Regions from separate parts of the Homo sapiens genome. Here region 2 is linked to region 1. The links are chromatin loops, found by intact Hi-C in ENCODE. Cell type or tissue: endothelial cell of umbilical vein. All regions are shown on one strand.

Evidence for each region. Hi-C counts contacts between places; a loop is a spot of excess contacts. Peaks named below come from ENCODE experiments on the same cell type or tissue, not always from the same donor. Only the 100,000 strongest peaks of a DNase experiment are listed, where the experiment ranks them.
Region 2: it touches region 1 in a loop (5-fold over the local background); 1 of 110 quality-filtered maps calls a loop at or near these places.

Annotation. Positions count from the first base shown.
Region 1 is chr10:10,829,255-10,833,254 of GRCh38, reverse strand. It overlaps a transcript of CELF2 not described here. Among named protein-coding and RNA genes, the nearest start is that of LINC00710, 120 kb to the left of the region's middle. RefSeq lists an enhancer at 1,331-2,530. In endothelial cell of umbilical vein, no CTCF peak of the experiment used is centred here; DNase peaks (open chromatin) are centred at 1,934 and 2,414; H3K27ac peaks cover 2,494 bases.
Region 2 is chr10:10,498,220-10,502,219 of GRCh38, reverse strand. It overlaps a transcript of CELF2 not described here. Among named protein-coding and RNA genes, the nearest start is that of CELF2-DT, 38 kb to the right of the region's middle. In endothelial cell of umbilical vein, no CTCF peak of the experiment used is centred here; a DNase peak (open chromatin) is centred at 2,189.

The DNA of each region.
Region 1 (4,000 bases):
CATTAACCAGGTTGATGAGAATGGGCTATGTGCCATAATGCTAACAGGGCTTAAAGCTCTTTGGAGAGAAGATAAGCCGTAAACACAAGGCGTTATCACAAAAGTTTTATGCATGAGAATGAATCCTCAAAAGTATGAAAGGTAAGAAATGACATCTTTCTTTTTGCTAAATTTTTTTCTTCACAGAGCTGACTTTAAAAATACACACACACACACACACACACACACACACACACACACAGAGTTTTCTGTGTCTGTAGGAGGCTCAAAAACTTCAAAAATTGTCGGTGAGTACACCTGGCATTCAGAGCTCTAAAACGCTGTCCTAAGGTGATTCTTGGATATCTGAGAAAGCCAGTTTTCATAACAGAAGCATCTTATTCTTTACTGTTTGTGGTGATAGGCCAATTTTGCATTTTATCTTCTCTCCCCTCCGATTCCAGTGTAATGAATGCATGTTCTCAGGGGTTATTTATGCAAGTATTTCCATTTTAAAAACAAGACACTGGGGAAGGGAGAAGCAACTTTGAGACTACCACTAAGGACCCTAGGGAAAAGGTCCTGTAAATGGATCCGGTATGGGATTTCCGCCCTGAATCATGGACTATTTAGTCAATTGATTTGATCATCAATGTTTTATTGAACCGACTCACCTGCACACCCTTCACAAAGCTATCATCACTCTTCGAAAGGGTTATTCTCTCCTTTGTGCTACTATAAACATGGCATTTGTCCAGAAGTTGAGGTCCAGCATGAAATGCAGAAGAACCTGGGCTATTTCCTGGCTTTTAAAAATGATTCTTGTGCTACGGGTGATCCTACTTGTCTCTATATCTGGGATCTTTGGAAAGGCCCTGGGTATATTGAAATCTACCCGTGAGTAGCTCTAGAATATTTGTGTTCAGACCATTTCCACAAAGTTCTCCAAATTGTTCTTCTCTTGGCAAATCTTTACTTATTTATTTATTTATTTTTATTTTTTTTTTTTAGATGGAGTCTCGCTCTGTTGCCCAGGCTGGAGTGCAGCGGCATGATCTTGGCTCACTGGAACCTCCGCCTCCTGGGTCCAAGTGATTCTCCTGCCTCAGCCTCCTGACTGGCTGGGACTACAGGCACTTGCCACCACTCCCGGCTAATTTTTGTATTTTTAGTAGATACAGGGTTTTACCACGTTGGCCAGGATAGTCTCGAACTCCTGAGCTCAGGCAATCCGCCTGCTTTGGCCTCTCAAAGTGCTGAAATTACAGGTGTGAGCCACCGCGCCCGGCCTTATTTATTTTTTCAAGATGGAGTCTCGCTCTGTCACCCAGGCTGGAGTGCACTGGTGCAATCTTGGTTCACTGCAACCTCCGCCTCCCGGGTCCAAGTGATTCTCGTGCCTCAGCCTCCTGAGTAGCTGGGATTACAAGAGCATGCCACCACACCTGGCTAATTTTTGTATTTTTAGTAGAGACAGGGTTTCACCATGTTGGTCAGGCTGGTCTCGAACTCCTGACCTCAAGTGATCCAGCCATCTTGGCCTCCCAAAGTGCTGGGTTTATAGGCATGAGCCACCTTGCCCAGCCATAGCAAATATTTATTTAAATGCCTACCATGTTCCAGGCATTGTACTGGTCTCCCTTAGGGGAACATTGATTTGGGAACAGCTTGACCAGGTGGAGATCAGGCTGCAAGTTGATGTCAGGGGCCCCCTTGTCCATAGTGGAATGATGGCTGTCTCATATCCCTAGGGACAAGTCCAGAAACATCGATCTTGCCATCACATTCTCATCCCTGTTCTCAACACGTTCCTTGAGGATTTATTGGCTCACCTCTTTAGGCTGAGGGCCTTCACAGGAAGTTGACACACAACAGTCTGTGCCAACTGCCTGATGTAGGAAGGGCAGCGTGGCTTCGGAAACCTTGTTCCAGAAGTGTCCTGACTGCCCTCAGTGTGAGTCACGACCTTCAGCCAACCCTGAGGGAGTAAACACCAGGGAATCTGGGGTCACCTTCAAGTGTCTCAGAACACTCATGACACCATCCGAAGTCAACACTGGGTGACTCGTGGTTATTTAATGCTAACGTACTTGAAGTGCGCAATTGGAAATCCAATTCACTTCAGAATGTAAGAGGACTCCTTTCTTTGTTCTACAGGCTTCAGGAAGAAAATAAAAAGTTCTAGGATTCCACCATTGCCCATTTCCAGCACTTTTTGGTTTAATTTAGGCAATTCTCTCTCCTCCAGCCTCACACAAACCCAACATTTAAGCTAGTTTGAAGATCAAATGCAGAGTTAAGCAAGGCTGAAGTAATCAGAAACTAGGAATTTGATATGGTGTCATCTATTGTTTTTAACGCATTGGACAAAAAGTCAGGAGAGTGGATTCATTGACAGATGTGTACCACTGTGATAAAAACACAGTTTTGTAATATATTTGTGTTTTGCAGCTAGGCAACCAAAAATGACTAACACACAGGAAGTATGCAGTTGTGTGCTTCTTCTAGCCAAATTATGGGAATTATAAATCTCTTATTTTCTTTACGCGAATGCTTTCTATGTAAAAGAAAAAAAAAATAAAAGAAATACAGCCCCTTGAGTTTTGTGGGCTTGTTTTTGACTGACTTCTTTCCCACAGCCCTTTCATTTTCTTTCCTTAGTCTTTCTCACAGGGTAAGCAGTAGGAAGTTTTGTTAAAAGAAAAGAAGGGAGTGAATTGTAAGTTATTATTATTATTTTTAAATCCTCCAAGGACCTAAGGAAGAGTAACACAAAATGACGAATCAAACTTGGCTTCATTATGGGTGACATATTATACGAACTATGTTATATTTTTTAAGCTTTTAGGAAATAGACTGGTATTAAGGTAAAGACTTGCTATAAAATAGCTATGATTACATTGCAACTCAGATTCTAACAGTCTGCTATAAATACTGTTTGAATTATTACTGTAATTCTACAGTATCCTTCTGTCGGCTTTTTTTTTTTTTTTTTTAAAGGAACTCCATGGCATTCAATAGCTCACAGTTTGTATTGCCGTTTGGAAATCTTTTCACAGCCTAAACAATTGCTTATAGATATCTAAGTGGGGAAACTTTCATTACAGTACATCAGCCAGGCATTTTCAAAAGAGGAGTCTTATACAACTTTTCAACAGAAATTGCTGCCTCTTGACCCATGACTGCCTATAGTTTAACTTTTCTACACGGATACACTCATGCCAGGCAGGCAAAGAGGTAAATATCATAGAGGATTGAAGAAATGGTGGTGGTGGGGTTGGTGGGGGAAGAGAACTTGGCCAGGGGGGTTACAGGTTGCTACTGCCTGGATTTTGGAAAAGGTAGTTGTGTGTTAAAAATGAGATGACATCAGTTCCAAAAATTTGCAAACTGCCTGAAACATTGAGAAGCTCCATTAGAACATATGCACCACGTAACACAGAAGTCAACCTCTGGACGAGCTGAGAGTCACCATCTCAGTTCAGCCAGGCCACTGTGTGTGTCCCAGTCACCCCATCCTCTCTGTTTTGCTTCTTATCTCTGGGGATGTTGGCTGGCTTGAGTCCTAGAGGCAGAAGAACATGCTAAAGCTTTTACTAGAAAGGCACTCAGAAAAAAACCTAGCACCTTATGTCCCAAAGCCTGCTGTGCCTACAAATGTGACAGATCAATTCCCTTGGAATAACATCTGGGAAGGAATAAAGATATTTAAGTCCAAATTCCATAAAATTATGGCACAAATTGATTGAATTGATCAAAATCTCAAATTCATAAATTTACAGGAAGTCATCCCTGGAAAGACCCTTCTCTGAAGTCTAGATACATAATAGATCATGAGTCTCAGATATGGGGTGATATAGCCAATCAAGGTCCACAGCTTGTTAACAATTAGGTTGGAAGAAAGATTCAGGGTTCCTAACTCCCGGATTATGGATTGATTTATAATCAAAAGTATTTTTAAGCTATTCTGTTTTTACTGTATGAATAATTGTGACTGTTTTCCTGTATCATATCATGCTTT
Region 2 (4,000 bases), 330 kb after region 1:
AAAACTGCAAATCAATATCCCTCAGGAAAACAGACACGAAAATCCTTAATAAAACACGACAAATAGAATTCAGTAATATATATGAAGAATTATATATCAAGACTAAATAGGGTTTATTTCAAGGATGCCAACCTGGTTCAACATTGGAAAATCAATTAATGTAATCCACCATATTAGCAGAATAAAAAAGAAAAATCAGGTGATAACACCAGTTGATACAGAAAAAGCATTTGCCCATCACTTATGATAGAAATTCTTGAAAAAGAAACAGGAATAGGGGGCAACTTCTTTGCTTGCTAAAAAGCATTAAAGAAAACCTACAGCAAACATTGTATTTCATCATGAAAGTCTGAATGCTTTCACTCCAATATCAAGGACAATGCAAAAATGTCTGCTCTCACCACTCTTATTCAACATAGTGCTCAAAGTTCTAGCCAGTTCATTAAGTAAAGTAAATAAAGTCATGCAAATCAGAATGAAAGAAAAGTGTTCTATTTGTCAGTGATATGACTGCCTACATACAAAATGCTATGGAAAACTCCTAGAATTAGTGAGTTCAGCAAAGTTGCAGGATACAAGATAAATATATAAAAATCAGTTGCACTTGTATATACCAACAATGAACACATGGAAATTAAAATTAAAAATACAATATCACTGTCAATTGCTAAAAAAGCTCTTTAAATACTACTCAAATACATATAAAAAACATGTATTCAGAATGTATAAAGAATTCTCAAAACATAACAGGAAAAATACAAAAAAACAAAATCTAATTATAAAGTGGGCAAAAGACAGGAGATATTTAATGAAAGAGGATACGCGGAAGTCAAATAAGCACCTGAAAATATTTTCAACATCATTAGCAAGTAGCAAAGTGCAAATTAAAACCACAAAGAACTACCATTACAGACCCTATCAGAAAAGTTAAAGTAAAACGCAGTGACAAATTCAAATACTGGTAAGGATTCAAAGAAACTTGATTACTCATACATTGCTGTGGAAATGCAAAATGGTACAGCCAGTCTGCAAAACTAAACTGTTTCTTTAAAAAACTAAACATGCAAATACCCTGTGACTCAGCAACTGCACTCCAGAGACATGACAACTATGTTCACACAAAAAACTGTACAGGAATGTTGATAGCAGCTTAATTCATCATAGCCCCAACCCAGAAACCACTCAGATGTTTGTCAATGGATAAATGGTTAAACCAACTATGGCACATCCGTACCATGGAATACTACACAGCAATAAATAATAACTACTGATACACACTACAACCTAGAAGAATCTCCAGAGAATTGTTTCTTGAAAGGTTACACATCATGTGATTGCATTTATAAAAGACTCTAAAAATGACAAAATTATAGAAATGGAGAACAGATTGCTGACTGCCATGGCTTAAGGAGCAGGCAGGAGCAGGAGGCAAGTGGGTAGGATAATAAAAGGCAAGGTAAGGGGTCTTCTTCATGATGCAAATGTACATCTTGACAGTATCAATGTCAGCATCCCGGTTGTGATGTTGTACTATAGTGTATTAGTCCATTTTCATGCTGCTGAGAAAGACATACCTGACTGGGCAATTTATAAGGAAAAAGAGGTTTAATGGACTCACAGTTCCATGTGGCTGGGGAGGCCTCACAATCATGGTGGAAGGCAAAAGGCATGTCTTACATGGCGGCAGGCAAGAGAGAATTTGTGCTTTATAAAACCTTTATAAAACCATCAGATCTTGTGAGACTTATTCACGATCATGAGAGCAGCACAGGAAAGACCCACCCCCATGATTCAATTACCTCCCACCAGGTCCCTCCAACAACACATGAGAATTGTAGAAGCTACGATTCAAGATGAGATTTGGGTGAGAACACAGCCAAACCATATCATATAGTTTTGAAAGATGTTACTATTAGGGGAAAATTAGTAGGAATACATAGCATCTCTCTGAATTATTTCTTGTAACTATATGTGAATCTACAATAATCTCAAAATAAAAAGTTCAACTTAAAAAATGGGAATACTGTAAGTAATAATTCTCCAAATAATAAAGTAAGATGGATCCTATCTCAAAATGCCACATCATTATTATTTAGTGCCCAAATGAGACTTAAGACAGTTAGAAGCTTCGATATACAGGGTGTAGTTACTATGACTCACTTAAATGTTATTGAAATGCTGTTTCCTGTTCCAGTTTCTGCGGTGAGGCTCTAATGGAGTTTATACTTAGCAAAAGTGAAAAGACTGACTTTGCTTTATGTATGTCTCTCTATTGTCCTAGGTCATGGTTTTCTGGTACCTGGTACTGCCATTAATGTTTCAGGAGCTGTTTTTCCCCCACAAGACAAGAGTCTTATTCTGTTGCCCAAGCTGGAGTGCAGTGGCATGATCTCAGCTCACTGCAACCTCCATCTCCCAGGTTCAAGTGATTCTCCTGCCTCAGACTCCTGAGTAGCTGGGATTACAGGCGCATGCCACCACGCCCGGCTAATTTTTGTATTCTTAGTGGAGATAGGATTTCACCACGTTGACCAGGCTGGTCTCGAACTCTTGACCTCATGATCTGCCCGCCTTGGCCTCCCAAAGTGCTGGGATTACAGGCCTGAGTCACTGTGCCCAGCCAGGAGTTCTTATTTCTGCACATCATCCCAGCTTGTTTCCCATTAAAAGCTCCACATTGCCATTCTTTCCCTCCTCTGCCCCAACTTAAACTGCACTCCTAACTCCTAAGCGAACTTAACATAGCAGTGTATAATCACATAATCACATGTGAATTACTAGTAAGTTTAGCCCTCCTTTTGAATGTCTTGTATTCAATAAAAACAAAAATAATTCAAACATAGTCTTCTGTTGGTAGAATGGCTGGGCATGGTGGCCTGTAATCCCAGCACTTCGGGAGGCTGAGACAGGAGAATCGCTTGAAGCCAGGAGTTTGAGACCAGCCTGGCCGACATGGTGAAACCCCAACTCTACTAAAAATAGAAAAATTAACCAGGCAGGTGGCACATGTCTGTATTCCCAGCTACTTGGGAGGCTGAGGCACAAGAATCGCTTGAACCCAGGAGGCGGAGGTTGCAGTGAGCTGAGATCGTGCCATTGAACTCTAGCCTAGGCAACAGAGTGAGACTCTCTCAAAAAAAAAAAAAAAAAGTAGAATGCTTGGGAAAGATCCAGTATTTCATAAGCAGTGGATGACTGTAGTTGTAAATGAGCCAGGCAGGGACCATGCAGACTCTCTTTGACTTCTCCCATATGGATTTTAGAGAAGGAGAATGAGGCAGAGCTGGAAAAATGCCCAAGTGTGTGCTTGTCCTCCCCTTTCTCCTGTCTCCAACTCTCTCCCATCTCCCTGTGGTCCTTCTCTAATTTGTAAAGATCTTAATGAGACCATTAATTGTTTTCCATTATTTTGCATGTCAATGTCCTTTTTAATGAAATGAGTTAATCAAATTTTTGCTGCAAATCCCTACTTCCTCATTTTCCGTGGATTTAATGCACACACTTGCTTGGCTTGTTACATTGTGTTTTTCAGCAATGTGACTCTGTGTTAGCTCCACGATGGGGAAGAGGCTAGAGGAAGGCGAAGCTTGACTGTACCTGCAAGATAACACTTGCTGAAAAGGCACCATGTCATGATCTCAGAAGGCATGCGTGATGGACTCTATTTACCTGGTCCCATTTCTCTAACCAGTCTCCTTACACTATGCTTTCCACCTCATCTCTTACTGTCCTTTTAACCACTGGCAGAGTTCTGCCTCCAGGAGCCAAGCTCAAATTGCTGTCTCTTAATCAAACCCAAGAGACTTGGCCAACTTTCACCATTGTTAGCCATTCGGCAGGTTTTGGCCCGATCACCTACTTCCTTCCTTGAACAACTTTCCTCCTCCAGTATCTTTGAGGCTGCCCTTCCTGGTTCTCCTTACTGTGAGTCTGCATAGTGTCTAACTTGTCATCTGCCTCTGCATAGGGCACTGGCATTTCAGATGGCACGTTTCTGAGC